Linked DNA regions of Mus musculus: all the other regions are linked to region 1. Evidence: chromatin loops called from intact Hi-C (ENCODE). Cell type or tissue: heart. All regions are shown on one strand. Links, peaks and the distances in the headings refer to the core of each region. The heading gives the core; the rest is flanking DNA. Region 1 has its middle 2.9 kb from the start of Vav1. Region 2 holds the start of Gm46589 (a long non-coding RNA gene). Region 3 holds the start of Mir6978 (microRNA 6978).

The links. Hi-C counts contacts between places; a loop is a spot of excess contacts. Peaks named below come from ENCODE experiments on the same cell type or tissue, not always from the same donor. Only the 100,000 strongest peaks of a DNase experiment are listed, where the experiment ranks them.
Region 2: a loop joins it to region 1, with 13 times the contacts of the local background. A loop is called at or near these places in 4 of 42 quality-filtered maps.
Region 3: it touches region 1 in a loop (7-fold over the local background); 14 of 42 quality-filtered maps call a loop at or near these places.

Annotation. Positions count from the first base shown.
Region 1 is chr17:57,273,324-57,279,051 of GRCm38, forward strand. No RefSeq gene overlaps it. Among named protein-coding and RNA genes, the nearest start is that of Vav1, 2.9 kb to the right of the region's middle. In heart, for the core only: a CTCF peak has its summit at 3,713 (motif pointing left); DNase peaks (open chromatin) are centred at 1,948, 2,248, 2,948, 3,688 and 3 weaker places; H3K4me3 peaks cover 2,602 bases; H3K27ac peaks cover 665 bases; H3K27me3 peaks cover 2,146 bases.
Region 2 is chr17:57,093,619-57,099,346 of GRCm38, forward strand. The region is part of intron 3 of Gm11110 (predicted gene 11110); the gene reads right to left. It overlaps Gm46589 (a long non-coding RNA gene), which reads left to right and starts at 2,502. Exons shown (of 3, transcript XR_001782170.2): 1 at 2,502-3,202; 2 at 3,289-3,353; 3 at 4,677-5,728. In heart, for the core only: a CTCF peak has its summit at 3,136 (motif pointing right); DNase peaks (open chromatin) are centred at 2,663 and 3,113; H3K4me3 peaks cover 933 bases; H3K27me3 peaks cover 1,090 bases.
Region 3 is chr17:57,216,621-57,222,348 of GRCm38, forward strand. It overlaps C3 (complement component 3), which reads right to left. Exons shown (of 41, transcript NM_009778.3): 14 at 5,576-5,728; 15 at 5,269-5,398; 16 at 4,703-4,774; 17 at 4,353-4,553; 18 at 3,474-3,582; 19 at 2,920-3,005; 20 at 2,178-2,320; 21 at 1,839-2,051; 22 at 646-712; 23 at 465-551. It overlaps Mir6978 (microRNA 6978), which reads right to left and starts at 608; the gene lies at 552-608. In heart, for the core only: CTCF peaks have their summits at 2,744 (motif pointing right) and 3,423; DNase peaks (open chromatin) are centred at 2,721 and 3,401; H3K27me3 peaks cover 2,070 bases.

The sequences.
Region 1 (5,728 bases), core at 616-5,615:
GTAAGATGTTATATATTACTTTCCAACAAAACACAATTTTTGTTTATTGTTTTGAGGGTCTCATGTAGCCCAGGCTGGCTGGAACTCATTATATAACCCAGGATGCTTTTGAACTCCTGTCTCCACCTCCCCGGTGCTGGGATGACAGGCAGGAACCCCCAAGCTGGGCTTGTTTAGTGCTGGTCAGGAACCTGAGGCTTCATGCATGCTAGGCTCTACTACCGAACCACAGGCTGAGCCCTCCTTCCTCCCATCCCCATTTGAAATTCAAACTTAGAGACTACAATTTTACATTTTGAGTTTCTCCATGTATTTGGGAATTTTGTTAGTATATGATAGTTAGGTTTTAGGTCTTAGACATTATTTCACAAGCGTCAGCCTGTGTCTCAAATACGTCAGAAAAATCATATTGGATGGGAGGGTTTTGTGTGTGTGTGTGTGTGTGTGTGTGTGTGTGTGGTCTGTCTGTCTGTCTGTCTGTCTGTCTGTCTCCCTATCTCCAGATGCCGTCTAGGAGTCTAGGAGTCTAGAAGTGACCCAGGCCCAGGCTTTGGGAAGAGGTGCACAGCAGGATTCTTGCTTCTTGAGTCACTACTTCCTGGAAAGAGGGGAGGGGGGCAAGGCGACCTCAGCTGAGACCTGTGCCCTGGGGGTGGGGTGGGGTGGGGTGGGTGAGGCAGGAGGAAGCTGCTGCACGCGCTGCATACCTAAAGCCAGGTGTGCTCCAAAATATGCACACTTCCTGTTTGTCACCTAGGTAACTCCGCCCCCTCCCACTCCCCATGGTCCTGAACTTCACACCTCATATAGAATTTTCTGTTTCTCCAGTAGCCAATGGAGGAATGGGGGCAGGCGCAAACTCTAGTTCAAGTTTGGAAATCTCAATCGATGGAGTCGTCATTGTCTGGGTCTTTTGGGGGATAATTTACTTGGGCGGGGGAGCGTAGGGGTGGGGAAACAGGGAAGGGAATAGGCAGACTTGAGGGAGATCTGTGGGTCTACTGTGTCTGTGCACAGCTGCACAAAGATTCAGGGGTGTAGTCTCCAGCAGACACTCCACAGATTCAGGTGGAGTTGGGATCTGGGGGGTCTCACTTTTCACACTAAGCTGATATGGATGATTTAAGACCTACTGTGTATCAGCCTGTCCCTGGAAGCTCAGTTACCCCAATTCCAGCTACAACCAACAACCAACAGAGAGATGAACGAAGATAATTTCTAATGGTCCCTCCTGGTTTAAGCCATGAGACAGGAAGATTCGAGAAGGAAGGCTAGGGGGAGCAGGCTTTTTTTTTTTTAATTTAAATTTTATTTAAATAAACAACATTCAAATTCATTTACATTATATAAAAATTAATTTAAATGACAGACCGGGTGCCCAGGTTCGAGGATGGTGGTCAGAGGACAAATCTGTAGAAAAGGCTCTCTCCTTCCATCTTCACGTGCGTTCCAGGGACGGAACTCAGGCTAGCAGGCTTTAGGGACAAGCGCCCTCATCAGCTGAGTTATATTGCCAGCCCCACGCGGACTGGCGTTCTTTAAGTATGAAAGGAGGCGGTAACTTGGGAGCTGAGACCTAGGTTTAGATTGAGGCAAGTTTTGGGATGCCTGAGAGGTCCGTGGTGGTGGGGTATGGAGAATGAAGAGTGAGGCGGTTAGACGGGCTAATTTTGATCTTTTCACAGGACCAAAATGCTGATGTGGGTGAGGAGTGGACCAGAAAAAGAGGCCAGGAGGGGAGACCACTCAGTAAGAGGCGCGCCCCGTTTTAGCCAGTGACCACAGGGGAGTTTAGGAAAGGTTTTGGAGCCAGCCAGGGAGGGAGGGGCAGATCCGGATTTGCGATGGCGTACACGAAAGTGGAAGCCAAGAGTATTTCCGCAGAGAGCAGGAAACACGCTGGGAGCTGCGCGAGGGCCACCTAAGACACGCCTGGGTTCCCGGACACGCATGACGCGTGGCTATTCACTTGGAGAGCTATTCCGGCGCCCGCAGACTGTCTTGGATAGATCCTCCGGTTCTCCCTAAGGGCTGATGGCTCCACCCTGACCAGTAGGGAGCCCGGGATCTTACAACGACCACCTCCTCACTTACCTGGAGGGGACTCGGGGAATCCGACGGGACTCAACCTGAAGGCTCAGCCGCTGAGCAGCGAAATGCCCACACCCCAGCTAGGCCCAGCCTCCGCTGCCCTCACCTGGCTGGTGCCCAGCCCCGGCCCCTGGCTCCGCCCCTATAAGCCCCGCCCCATCGAGGCCCTCTCCGTCAGGCCCCGCCTCCATAGGAACCTCCCAGGCGCTCAACCAGCCCCTTTGGAACAAGTCCCCGTCGGAAGCCGCGCTCCCTTTGAACCTCTGTGTGTGTGTGTGTGTGTGTGTGTGTGTGTGTGTGTGTGTGTGCGTGCGCGCGCGCCTGTGCATGTGCGCGCGCGCGTGTTTGTCTTGTTCTCTTTATTTCTTTTCCTTGGCATCTCCAAGTGGCCCTTACTTACTGTCCAGTTCTTTAAACAGACGCCCCACCTCCTCACGGCCACGCCCCACTAGTGCTGAAGTTTGGGAAACTAGAACGATTTTTACGCTTTCTTTCTTTTTCCTCTTCGTTTTTTTCTCCTATCTCCCAGCTCCTTTATAGCACTCAGCTATGTATCCGAGGATGACTTAGGCTCCTGATCCTTGAGAGCCGGGATGACAGGTGTGCCATATCTGGTTTATGTGGTGGCTGGGACTGACCTGAGAGAGCGCCCTGCCCACTGAGGGCCAGCCTCAAGCTCTGGAATGACTTTTACTACATGCCATGTCTCCCTGAACGAGTTGAGGCTGTCTCTCCAAATCCCCAGGGATTCAAGTCGGTTCAGGGCAGCTCTGGGGCTGTGGCGTCAAACCTGCAGCTTCCTCCAGGCCCGCCCCCGCCCCGGTTTGGAATTGTGAGAAAGGCGACAGCCTCCCGCTAAAGACGGGATCGGGCTGGATTTTGGGACCAGGACGAGGAAAGAGGGAATCTTTTCTCAGGTTGGGGGTGGGGCTGTATCCTGATGGCTGGAGAAGAGTTAGAGGAAGTCGAGGGTTGGGAATTTGCGGCAAGAGAGGCAATACTACGTTTATTCAAAGGCCACGTTTGTACACTGGCCCAGCACGCAGGAATCAGGATTTCAGCGTCAGCCTTAGATACATCACGAAGTTCAAGGTCAGTCTGAGCTCTACATGAGACTTTAGTAAAGTATTCTATATAATAGAGGCAGCCCTCATTAAACTCCTACGGTAAACCAAGACAATTCGGCTTGCCTTCTCTTGTCTCAACGGCTCAGTTTTCAGTTACATCCTCCTAGGAATGAGACGTGTACCATTCACCCCCATTTTCTCTATGGAGAGATCGAAGCACGAGACGAGAGGAACTAAGCCATTCGTGCAAATGTACCTCAGCTTGGAAGTGGTGGAGATGGAATTCGAATCTAGAAACCTAGTGGGCGCTCTCCAGCTGCCTCTCGTTTTTGTTTTGTTTTCACTGCCTGGCCTTCCTACCCTAACTGCGTGCAAAGAAAACAAATTGTTACCCGGTTTAGAGAAGAGGGAGAGGACGCGTAGGAAGTCACAGACGCCAAAAATAGGGGATAGAAATTGTCCTCGCCTGTAAGGTTGCAAAACGGGAGGGTTTTCAGGTTGTGCCCACCCCTACCCATATCCTCAGTGCGTAAATGAGACTCAAGCTGGTCCAGTGAAGCCGTTTAGCGCCGCCTAGAGGCCATAAGGATAAAAGGTGGGGTGCTAAGGAAGCGGCTTGGAATCTGGTGGGTTAGTCAGGGAGAGGCTTGCTTGCCAAGGTAATTTTAGTTCCTGAGAAGCTATGGTCAGGAAAGCAGTACATATTTGTTAGACAAATCAACTAATAAATGACAGGGAAGGGCACTGGTGACCTTGACTCGGACGAGAACTCACAGCAGGGAAGGTGGGCTTATAGTATGATAATTAAGGGTGGAGGAGGGCTGTGGCTTAAAATTTAGGAAGACTTAAGGGAAAAAAAATGACATTTGGGGGCTGGGGAGATGGTTCAGTCAAATGCTTGCTACTCAAATGAGAGGACAAGAGTTCAAATCCCTAGGGCACAATTAAAGCAGGAGGAGGTAGTCTGTGCTCTTTAATCTCAGTGCTCCTAAGACGAGATGGGGGCAGAGACAATTCTGGAAGTTCAGCTAGCCAGGAGCAGTTAGCCCAGGAGTAAGAGAGACTCTATGTTAAGTATGTGGAAGAGAGGGTCTACACTGAGGCTGTCCTGCCACCTCAACACACACGCCATAGTGTTCTCTCTCTCTCTCTCTCTCTCTCTCTCTCTCTCTCTCTCTCTCTCTCTTTCTCACACACACACATACAAGTTTTAAAGAAAAAAGGAAAAGTGGGTGGTGAGGGTGAGAGGGCTCTGTGGGCAAAGGTGATTGCTACCAAGCCTAATGATCTGAGCTCAATCGTTGGGGCTTGCATGGTGGAAAGAGGACCTACTCCCTTGGGCTGGTGAGATGGCTCAGTGGGTTAGAGCACCTGACTGCTCTTCCGAAGGTCCAGAGTTCAAATCCCAGCAACCACATGGTGGCTCACAACCATCCGTAACAAGATCTGACCCCCTCTTCTGAAGTGTCTGAAGACAGCTACAATGTACTTACATATAATAAATAAATAAATAAATAAATCTTTAAAAAAAAAAAAAAGAGGACCTACTCCCCCATGTTAACCTTTGACCTCCACACATGTACTGTGCCCCACATGTACCTTCACACATACACACATACATATGTATATATATACACACACACACATATATATATGTAATAAAAGTGAAATGGCTTTCAAAGTAGAATATATTTTCTAATGTTTATTATAGTTCTATTTGTTGGCAGTTTCCTACATGTTAACAACCTATCTTCGTCCTACCCACCCTCAACTCCCCTCTGACTCCGAATGAGAGTGGACTCTCTTTACCTTATCCCCACTTTCTTGCTCTTTTGTAACCCTTTGCATCCATTACTGCTGCCTGTGGGCATGTTGGCTCCCTCCTGGCTTTGTCTTGTGCTGCCACCATAACTGCACGGAGTTCATGAGCGTAGTGGCCATGGGTATGCCCTGGAGATAGCATTTCACATCCCCCGCCCCCGACTCTTACCGACTTTCTGTTCCTTCTCCCTTGAGCCTCGGGCTGGTGGTGGTATAGATGTCCCATCTATGGCTGAGCACTCAGTAATCAAAAAGTAACATGTAAGAAGTGATGGAGTGAATTAGTGTCTTCTGTCAGGTGGTGGGCACAAGTGCAAAGGCCCTGGGGCAGGATGGAGGTCAGGGAGTGAAGAACAGAGAGAGGAGAAGAGGCTGGCAGGGGTTGGGGCAGGGTGAACAGGGCCTTGTGGGGTGCAGGAAAGACATGAGTTTTGGCCCCAAAGCAAGGTTGAACCAGGAGGGTTATGGGTGGTGGAAGAATGGTTGAGACTTGACTCAGTGTTCAGTGGTCCCTTTTGGCTGCTGCAGGGGCAAAAGGCTGTGAGAGATCAGGGCCGTAGACTGGGGACCAGGAGGAGACAGGAGGTGACAGCCTAGGTGCCTACGGCTGGATGAGATAGTGGCACCTTAGTTCAGCAGGTGCCCAGGTCTGCTCAGTGTAGGTGGAGAAAGACGAGGTCACACCAGTGAGTGGAAGCTGTGAGGGCGTAACTGCAGATGCTGCTCCCCCTCCGCCCCACAGCTCCTCC
Region 2 (5,728 bases), core at 489-5,488, 180 kb before region 1:
TCTACCAACTGAGCCATGAGTCCATCCCCTTGAGCCTTCTGGATCTCAACATCTTGTTGCTCCCTTCCTTAGCCTTGAAGAGAAGGGGACAGAGGAAGACACTGTCCCAGCATAGCCTCTGCTCCTCATAACGGCCACTGAGTACATATGAAGGAAGGAGTGGTGATGGCATATGACCATTGTATTAGTCACTTGTCTATGAATGGGATGAAACAACTGACAGAAACTGCGTATGGAGGGAAGTGTTTAGGCTCACAGTACAAAGGTCTACAGTCCATCATGGTTTTCTCCTTTTTAAAAATATTTATTTTATGTATATGAATACTCTATGTACACCTGCATGCCAGATTCCATTACAGATGTTCATGAGCCACCAAGTGGTTGCTGGGAGTTGTACTCAGGACCTCTGGAAGAGCAGCCAGCGTTCTTAAACCACTGAGCCAGCTCTCCAGTTTCCCCACGTTTTTCTTCTTATTCAGTCCTGGACCACATATGCCTGGTTGGGCTTTTTAGCCAGATAGAGAGGGCATCAAAAAGCCAAAAAAAACCAAAAACAAAACAAAGAGGCAATCCCAGCCAGGTGTGGTGGTATATACCTTTGATCCCAGCATTTGGGAGTTTGAGGGTTGCCTAGTCTACAGAGTCAGTTCCAGAGTAGTTAGGGCTACATAGTGAGCCCTTGTCTCAGAACAACCAAGGAGGGTAGAGAAATGGCTCAGAGGTTAAAAGCACTTGTTCTAGCACATGACCAGAGTTCAGTTTGCCACACCCATATGGTGACTCACAGATGTTTGTAACTCCAGTTCCAAGGGATTTGTTGCCCAGTTCTGGCCTCCATGGGTTCTGCACACATTGAGGCACAGGCATATAGGCAGGTGAAACAGTCAGATAAGAAATTAAAAATGGGCCAGGCGGTGGTGGCGCATGCTTTTAGTCCCAGCACTTGGGAGGCAGAGGCAGGCAGATCTCTGAGTTCGAGGCCAGCCTGGTCTACAGAGAGAGTCCAGGACATCCAGGGCTACACAGAGAAACTCTGTCTTATCCCCCACCCCCCACCCCCCCAAAAAAAAGAAAAAAAAGAAAAAGAAAAGAAAATACCCTTCAGGCTTGCCTGCAGTTGTATCTTATGGAGGCATTTTCTCAAGTGAGACTCCCTCCTCTCTGATGACTCTACCTTGTGTCAAGTTGACACACTTGGGTAAGGGGTTGCTTAAGGCAGTATGGGTGACTCAGACAGCATTAAGTCCATCAGATTGGCCTGTGGGCAGGCCTGTGAGGCATTTTCTTGATTTCTGATCTATGTGGGAGGGTCCAGCCCATATGAACAGTGATATCTCCTAGGCAGGAGGTCCTGGGTTGCATAAGAAGGCAGGCTGAGGGCTGGAGAAATGGCTCAGCGGTTAAGAACACTGACTGCTCTTCCAGAGGACCTGAGTTCAAACCCCAGCAACCACATGGTGGCTCTCACTACCATCTGTAATGGGATCTTTGTCCCCTTCTGGTGTGTCTGAGGAGAGCAACAGTGTACTCACATACAATAAATAAGTAAATAAATCTTAAAAAAAAAAAAAGAAAAGAAGGCAGGCTGGGCAGACAGGAGGGAGTGGGTGTGTTTCATGTCCTCCATGGTCTTTGCCTTAGTTCTGCTTCTAGGTTATTTCCAGTTCACCCCTGGATAGTGGGCCATGCGCTTTTCTCCTCAAGTTGATTTTTGGTCCAACAGGGTAGATCAGATATGCGGTACACACTCTCACACCAAAAGATACACACCTGTGTATGCTAAGTGTGATGGGCTGGAAGCTATGCAGAGTCCCTTTCTCCAGCTGACCTTCGATGACACAAACACACGTTGGTTGCATTCCACATGAATGGGTAGGCACACAGTCCAAGTGCACACCCTGGGGCAGGCAGCCTCCCCGTCCCCATCATCCCACAGAGAGTGGGACTCAAGGCTGGGCCATATGCAGGTATGGTGGTCTTCTGAATTGGGGGCGGGGGCTAAGGAAATGGCTCAGTGGCTAAGAGCACTTGCTGCTCTTGTAGCGGCTTAGAGTTCAGTCCCCAGCACTCAATCCCTGCTCATAATTACTCTAGTTCCAGGGAATCTGACCCCCTCCTCTGGCCTCTCTGAACACTTGTAGCATCCGCTCATAGACAACGCATTACACATTAATAAAAGCAAACTAAATTTTAAAGAGAATAAGGGTGGGCGTGTCCAGCAGCTGGAATGAGAATTTGTAAGGCACAGAAGGAGGTGGAGGCATTTTAGACTGCCTTGCCGTTAACCAGGTCCCAGGTGGACGAAGGAGTAAAGTAGTCTCTGAGGAAGGTCCGATGGGAAACAAGCTTTCTTTCCTAGGCTGTTAGAGTCCGGTGGAATAGGGAGAACAGCGGGGGATGTGGGAAGGACCAGGGCGGGCTCTGGGAGGCTGATAGAGAAGTCTGTTAAGCCTACCCGGTAGGGCCTGAGCAGGGGGGGGGGGGGGGGCGGAGGGGGGTCTTTGGAGATTGGCAGGGAAGCAGGCGAGGCAAGAGAACTGAACCGCCTGGGAAGCTAAGGGAGCGGGAAGTAGGCTGGAAGAATGACGTCAAAAGTGGGAATCCACAACCTCGAGGAAGCTGTTGACTGGGGAAAGTGGGCAGGGCGTAGAGAGAATGACAGAGCAGCTGGGAGGGGCTAAGAAAGTGGGAGGAACCTATAGAGATTGAGAAGTGAGAGGGACCTGGGAAGTACACAGCTGAAAAGTAAGGATGTGGGGCTAGAGAAAGTGAAGGAGCCATTGGGAGGGACTGCAAATGAAGGTTTAGAGAGTAACAACTGGGAAGTGGACGGAGCCTAAGGAGAAGTGTATGGGCTTGGAAACCAGAGTCTACTCTCAAGTGGCACCATGGGCTCTGGCCACTTTCGTGTTGCTGATGCTGGCCCTGTAGGAACCATAGTGACCTGCCTCCTCCTACAACATCCTCACTGATCGTATCTCGCGGTCATACAGGCTTCTCTGGGTTCCGGTCCTCGGGCTGGTGGTCCTCCCGGCTTCCAGGTTCTGATGTCAAGTTCTTCCAAGGCTCGGCAAGTTTGGGGGGCAGACCCTTCCACCTGCATCTCATACAGCCTAGGGCGAGGATGCCGTCCACAAGGGGGCGCGTGTGTCCCGCGCTGGGATCCAAGGCTGAGTAGGAGGGAGTTCTGTTCACAGATCTGGTACCTGGATGTTTTATTGGAGTATTGGTTTTGTTCTTGTTGTTTGTTTGCTTTTTTTTTTAATTTATTTTATTTTGTCTTTATAGGTGTTTCGCCTGCCTGTATGTCTGTGTGAAAGTGTCATAAGCCTTGGAACTGGAGTTACAGACAGGTCTGAGCTGCCATATAGCTGCTGGGAATTGAACTTGAGTCCTCTGCAAGAGCAGCCAGTGTTCTTAACCATGGAGCCACCTAATCCTCACTGTTATTTATTTTTTTTTTTTTTAAGATAGAATCTCTCACTGGTCTGAGGAGTCCAGCTATTTGTCTAGAATAGTTTGCCAATGAGTTCCAGGAATCCTCCTTTGTCTACCTTCCCAGACTAAGATTATAAGCACTTGACAGCTTGTCTTTTTTTTTTTTTTTTTTTTTTTCCAGACAGGGTTTCTCTGTATAGCCCTGGCTGTCCTGGAGCTCACTTTGTAGACCAGACTGGCCTCGAACTCAGAAATCGGCCTGCCTCTGCCTCCCAAGTGCTGGGATTAAAGGCGTGTGGCGCCACCACGCCCGGCTCTTATTATTATTATTAAACAAAACAACAAGCCAGGGGTGCTGGGAAATCAAATCAGGTCCCCATGCTTATGAAACAAGTGTCACTGGCTGAGCTATGTATGCCTGGCATATTAAAAAAAAGTTTTAAAGTTTTACTTGTATTTATGTGTATATGTGTGTCTCAGGGTAAGTGCAGGTGAGTGTAGTGCCTATTGCTGCCAGAAGAGGTGTCACATCCCCTTGGATCTGGAATTACAGGAGGTTGTGAGCCACCATGTGAGGGTTGGGGACTTAACTCTGGTTATCTGAAAGAGCAGAGTAGGAGTACTCTTACCTCAACCCTTTCCATACCTCTTTTATTTCCCTTTCTCCTCTCTTTCTGTCCTCACGAGACAGGGTCTATCTCTGTAGCCAAGGCTAGCCTGAAACTATACATAGGCTGGCCTCAGACTTGTGTAATGTCCTACCTTAGCATCCCAAATGCTCAGGTGACAGATATGAACCACCACACCTTGGCTGTTCAGTGTGTTTGACAATGATCTCTCTCTCTCTCTCTCTCTCTCTCTCTCTCTCTCTCTCTCTCTCTCTCTCTCTCTCTCTCTCTCCCCCTGCCCAGGGGGCTATGGTGTATTTGTGGTTGCTGTGTCTGTTCTATGTCCTGGCTGTGGGTGTCTTTGTGTTTCTGTCTAATTGTGGCTGTCTAATGGCTACTTCCCCTGGCAGCACTGGGGAATCCCTTACAGATGATAGTCAGGCTGGGATTCCCTTTCTACTCAGCTTGGTTGATTTCCCATCACTGAGTTAGCTCTTATCAACCTCTGAGGGGTCCCCAGCCTGCTCAGCCACTCCCCCATCTTTCTCAGGGAAGAACTTATTGTTGATGTTAAATTTTTCCTTCTTCCAGAAAGCTATGGTCACCTTTTCTTTCTTTCTGGGTGCTTAGTTGACTACAGGTTGTTCATGGCTAAAAGGAAGGAGGAGGAAGATAGAAGGAGAAAAGGAGGAAGAGGAAGAGGAGGAGGAGGCAGAGGAAGAAGAGGAACCCAAACAAAACTTTGTACACATGGAAATGCAGGCTAGAGCCATACCACAGACTCCAGTGTGGACAAACCTCCGGAAGCAATTGTAATGCTGACTCTTTGCTCAAACTGGAAGATCCTGTCCCCGTGGTTCAAAGGCATGAGCTGTCTTTGCTGTTGTGTGACTGGTGATGTCATCAATGGTAATCTGAACGATTCCCTTTTGAAGACTGGAGAGATCATTTCCGTTCTCTGCACTTTTTGCTGTTATGGGCTTTGCTGTTGGTCAAAGGGTCTCACATAGACCAGGTTGGCCTCCAACTAGACTTTTAACCGAGGCTGATCTTGAACTCCTTCCTGATCCTCCTAACTCTGCCTCCAGAGTTCTGGCTCTGTGTAGATCCTTTCAAACATCCTCACGGGTCAACCCAGAGGCAGGATTTGTGTACTGGATTTCAGTGTTTCAAAGTCCACATGTAGTCACTGACACATGCTAGGCTGTGTAGGCTGCCAGTGGCAAGGATGGCTGAACTTACTGAGTGACTGCTGTATGTCACAACATCCTGGCTCCCTCACTGTGGACACCTTGAATTTTGAGGTAGTATTTTTTTTTTTTTTTCGAGACAAGGTTTCTCTGTATAGCCCTGGCTGTCCTGGAACTCACTTTGTAGATCAGGCTGGCCTCGAACTCAGAAATCCGCCTGCCTCTGCCTCCCAAGTGCTGGGATTAAGTATTTTTTTTTAAAGATTTATTTTATTTATATGAGTATACTGTAACTGCCTTCAGACACACCAGAAGAGGGCATCAGATCCCATTACCCCATTACAGATGGTTGTGAGCCACCATGTGGTTGCTGGAAATTGAACTCAGGACATCTGGAAGAGCAGTCAGTGCTCTTAACCGCTGAACCATCTCTCCAGCCTAAGATAGTATTGTTTTAATTTCATTTCACAGATGGGGAAATTGAGGCACCAA
Region 3 (5,728 bases), core at 528-5,527, 57 kb before region 1:
CACTCTAGGCCCAATCTCTTTCTTTCTCTGCCTGCTACCTGCGGATCAAGATATAAAGCTCTCAGCTACCGCTCCACCACCATGTCTGTTTGCTTCCTGCCATGGTACTCATGGGTGAAGCCTCTGAAACTATAAGCCAGCCCCCATTAAATGTATCCTTTAATAAGAGTTGCCTTGGTCATGGTGTCACTTCACAATAGAACAGTGACTAAAACAGCATCGTATCATTGCCCTCATTTTTCATAGGGGGAAACTGAGGCACAGGGTGCCAGTATGTTAACAAATGAGTCCCAGGTTAATCAACTTGAAATTGATTTGAATCTGGGCATCCTGGACCAGGGTCTTCCCCCGCTCCCTTTCCTTATTCTCTTCTCTCCTCACCCTCAGCCCATGAGATGGAGCTCAGTTAACTTCTGGCTCCCAGCTACCCTGACCCCTGCATGGCAGGGAAGAGGCCATCTTACCTTGCAGGATAATTCTGGTCTCAGAGTCTGTGTCTGGCACTTGGTCGCTAAGGTCTGCGGCAGGCACATCCACCTTCTGCACTCCCCCTGCAGGGTGAGAGTGAAGCCGTGGATGGCACCAGCTTCTCTCTCACCCCTTCCTTTGTACCCTACCCCACCTTGCCCTCTCTGCCTGCCTCACCTTGACCGAGCTTCTCTGGGTCCAGTGTATGGATGGCCACAGTTTTGTTGATTCTCATTCCTTCTGGCTGTGGAGGGTGGTGGATAAAATGACAACAGATACACAGATGGTCAGCAGGGTACTCTTCAGAGAAAGTCCTTCCAAAGGCCCCTGCCTCTCTGCCTGTATGACTGGAGACCAGTTACTTAACCTCTCTATGTCTCAACTTCTTCTAAGGAGAAGGTGATACAAATGCCTACCTTATACTCATGTGTATGTGTGCATGTGTGTATTTATATGTGTGTGTGCATATTTGCATGTGTATGAGTGTGTTTGTGCAAGTGTACATGTGTGAGTGTGAGTGCATGAGTGTATGTGAGTGTGTAGTGTGCATGTTTGTGTATGTATGAGTATGTGTGCATGGGTGTATGTGAGTGTCCATGCATGTGTGCATGTGTGTGTGATTATGCACACCTGTATGTATGTGCAAGTGTGTGTGTCAGTGTGCATGCGTGTGCGAATGTGAGGGCATGAGTGTGCATTATGTGAGTGTGAGGTATACATGTGCGGGTTTGTGTATGTGTGTGAGAGAGTGTGTGCCTGTGTTCAAGATGTGCATGTGTGTGTATGTGTGGGTATATATACATATGTGCATAAATGTATGAGTGTGCACATGTATGAGAGTGTGTGCAAGTGTGAGTGTGAATGCAGGTGTGTGAAAATGTCAGTGCCATATGTCTTCTTCAATCCCTCTCCACTTCTTTTGAGACAGAGTCTCTTGATTCATCTGGAGTACCCAATTCAGCTAGGGTGACTGGTTGGTGAGCCACTTCCTATGGCTCTGAGCTCAGGTTGACACGCTTGTACAGCAGTCATGTTGCCGGCTGAGCCATCTCCCTGGGCCCTTTTTACTTTTTAAAAAGACTTGAGACAGGGTCTTATTAAGTTACCCCTGCTATTCTCAAATTCATGATCCTCCTGCCCCACACCTCCCAAGTGCTGGGATCCCAGGGCACACCTTATACCTGGCTTACAAAGTGCTGGAGAGGGAGCCTGGAACTTTGCATGAACTAATTGAGCACTCTCTTCTGAAGCCTAGCCAGTTCTAAGTTTCTGTAACATCTGGGCCCTAAGACAATCCTTGCTGTCTCAGAGCCCAGGTCAACAGCAGGGAGATCTGAAGGCTAGAGGCAGCAGATGCCCCGAGGACTCACCACGACCTTCAGTGTCTTCTTGACACCATCACTGATGAAGTGATTGAAGACAGCAGCCTTGACCTCCACCTCTTGTTGGCCGATCTTCAAGGGGACAATGACATACGGTACAGCCACCGAGGACTTGGGAGGGATTTTGATGGTCTGGAAGTAGCGATTCTTGGCGGTGGCCATGCTGCAGAAGGCTGGATTATGCAACAGTTCCACCCTCACCTGCAGGGGAGGGAGGGACAGGGCAGGTGTGTGAGGGAGGAGCTGGGGCAAGTGAGGGAGGGGACAGGACACGTGAGGGTGGGTTCATGGGTCCTGGTGGCCCTTTCAACTATGACTTGCTCCCACCTTAAGTTCCTCCTGTTCACGGTAGTTGAAGAGCACAGCTCTGATCTCCACCTGTTCGTTGCGCACTACAGAGTAGGGCAGCCGCAGGTCAATGAAGAAGTCCTGCATCACTCTGATCTCATAGGGGTCTGCCACACAGATCCCTGTCGGCAGAAAGAAGAGTGTGAAGGATCCAGGGTGCGAGGGCTGTGCAGGGAGGCAAAGGCAGGCTTCTGGTTCAAGTTCCCTAGCTGTCCATGGCTGATCCTATCTGCAGAAAGGTGAAGACTAAACATGCACATGTGATTGGCAGATCCTAGAGGCGATGGTGTCGCAGCCAGTTGTGTCTGACTTCATGAGTTTACATGTGCGCATGTGTGCATGGGTGCACACGCATGTGGAGGCCAAAGGTTGACCCTGAGTGTTGTCTTCAATTGCTTCTCTACCATATTTAATTTTAGCTATGTGCACACCACACACACACACACACACACACACACACACACACACACACACACACGAGTCTCCGCGTTTGTGTGCATCTCAGTGCAGTGCCCACAGAGGCCAGAAGAGGGCATCAGATCCCCTGGAGCTGCAGGGAGTTGCTTGGCTAGGCTGGCTGGCCAGGAAGCCCCAGGGATTCCCCCCAGCACTGGGGATGGCAAGCAGGCACGATGACTCCCTGCTTTCTATGCTGGTTCTGCAGATGGAGCTCAGGGCAAACTCTTCACTGCTGAGCCATCTTCCCCAGCCCCTCCTGTACCTTTCTTGTCTGACAAGCTCACTGCCAGAATCTCCCAGGTGGTGATGGAATCTTTGAGAAAGATGTTCATGACCTTCGTAGAGATTCTGGGTGGGACAGAAGTTTAAAAATTAAATTAGTGGTAAGATCTATCAAGGTGGAGAGGGCGCTGAGGTGCACGGCCCTCGGGCGGGGGGGCGCAAGTTAGATAGGAGCTCTGGGTTGCACCTGTGGCTTTGCTAGTTCAGCCCATCAGCCCTCAGGGATGAATCCAGAGGAGTCAGGAAGTTGGCAGCTCCATGCAAATTACATGCAAATGAGCAGGTCTGGGAGGATGCCTTCTGCCCTCAGGCAAGGATGTAGAATGGGGAGTGTCCCGGCCTCATCCCCCCCCCCCAAACCCTTTAAAAAATGTATTTACTGTGTATGTTTAAGTGTGGGTGGCACCTTTCTGCCAGAACCTTCGTGTGAAAGTCAGAGGGCAATTGTGGGGAGTTTGTTCTCTCCTTCCACCATGTGGGGTCAGTGGTGAGTCTTAGTGGCCAGCACCATTTTCACTGATCGGAGAGCCATACCCATTTTTCTCTGGTTCTTTCAACTCTTCTATGGTCCACAACCAGCTCTGTGGGAAGTGGCTTCTAGAGATAATATCTTCTTCTGGAATTATGTCTTCCTCCAATTCACCTGAGGGTAGGGAGACTTTTGGAAAAGTCTGCAGGTGGCTCCCTTGCAAACATTTCTGAGCTGCGTAAATGCATTCACCAGTGTGATGGTTTTCTACCAGCTCCAGACACGCTGGTCTGTGGGGATTTCCTCTCTCCACCTAGGAACTAAAAACTAAAAATCATGTTCTACAGATGTATTGCTATCAAGACGAGCATCATCCAAACTGGTCGGGAACTTGTTAGGTAGTCCATGCTGGCCTGGGACCTGCAGCAACCCTTCTACCTCAGCCTCCTGAGTGCTAAAATGACAGGCATGTGCGACCACACCTAGCTTCAGTGTGGAGTGATTGTAGGAGAATTTATCTTCATTTTGTTGAAGATGTATTGCTTTGTGGGATGGGACTATAGGTGCAGGAAAGCCAATGTCCAGTATGAGAAAAGCCCTAGGCTCTCTCCCTCACTCTTTCCTCACACACTGCCCAGCTGGCCTCCATCCTCCTCCTTCTAGCCTCCCAGGGGACAAGGTTGGGGGCACAGTCTTTGGGCCACTCTTCTAGCAAACAGGTGCAGCCACCCATCACTGGGCAGTTGTGCTCCCCCACCCCCACCCGAGTGTCACCCTACAAGCCACCACTCATTCCTGGCCAGGTCCAGCACTGGGCAGTTGTGTCCCCCCACCCCACCCGAGTGTCACCCTACAAGCCACCATTCACTCCTGGCCAGGCCCAGCACTGGGCAGTTGTGTTCCCCCATCCCCACCTGAGTGTCACCCTACAAGCCACCACTCACTCCTGGCCAGGCCCAGCACGTGGTCTCTTCTGTGTTGTTCACGCAGCTTGGTGATGTGGTTGCAGCAGTCTATGAAGGCCTTTATGCAGTTCTCGCCCTGGGTGATGAGGCGTGCCCGGCGCTGGCAGCTGTATCTCATAGGGATATCCCGCATACCATCCTCACAACACTTCCGAAGACCCTTGTCAGTGTACTGACCAGCTGTGGGAGGCCCAGACCTGATGTCAGCCTTAGCCATCAGGACATCATCAGACCAGACTTCAGGGAGACAAGGAAGGCAACGCCCTCCTCCTCCTATGGGAGGAGTGTGGGTGATGCATGGAGATGTGGGTCAGTAGAGGATTCCTAACCTTTGTCCATCCTTCTTTCCATCAACTGTACTGAGCGACGGCGGCGGGCTGCTGGCTTGGTGCACTCAAGATCTGAGGGGGAGAGAGAGACAGGAGTGACAGGGTAAGGCTGGGGTGTGATGGTTGCACCCTTTTGGTAGTGGAATAGACTGAGGTTCAAGAAGCAACAATAAAAGCGGTGAGACGGCTTATGGGGTAAAGGAGCTTGCTGCTAATCCAGATGTCCTGAGTTTGATCTCCAAGACCCACAAGTTGGAAGGTGAGAATGGAGTGGTACAAGTTGTCTTTTGACCTCCACATACAGAAATGTGTATGTGTGTGCGCGCACACACACACACATACACACACACACACACACACACACACAATGCACTCACACACACACAAAATGCACTCACATACACATGCACTCACTCACATAGAAGCTCTCGCACAGGGATGGGCAGGTGTTGCTGATGGAGGAAGGGCAGAGATTCAATCTCCTGGTCTCAGGGTTCTGTTCTTCTATGGGCATCTAGGTTTGGAAGCATGTCCCTCCTTGTGTCCTCCCCAGTCTCTTTTCTCACCTGCTCTCTGTTCAGTCTGCAGTCCTTGGCTTGTCTTGAAGGCCAGGCCTGCATCCATGAAGACACCAGCATAGTTCTTCCCACTGCCTGGGGTGCAGCCAATGTCTGCCTTCTCTACCACATCCCAGATCTGCAAGTGAGGTGGTATGGGGTGGATGGAGGGGATAGAAAAAGGCCCACCACCAACCCGTCATCAAGCTCAACCCAGCCGTCCCTGCCCCTCCTTACCCTAACATTCAGCCCTTGACAGACTCAGCTTCTAGCATCCACCACACTCCAGGTTGGGCTGAGAGATGCAAGCACTTACCTTGCTCTGTGTGAGTTTGTTCTTCTTGTTCAGCACAAACACTCCCTTGTCCACAGCCACTAGCCCCACTCGGGCCCCCTGGTTTCCTTCAATCCTGAGTGTCGTTTGTTGCCCAGGTGCGAGATGGTTATCTCTTGGGTCACCCTTCACCAC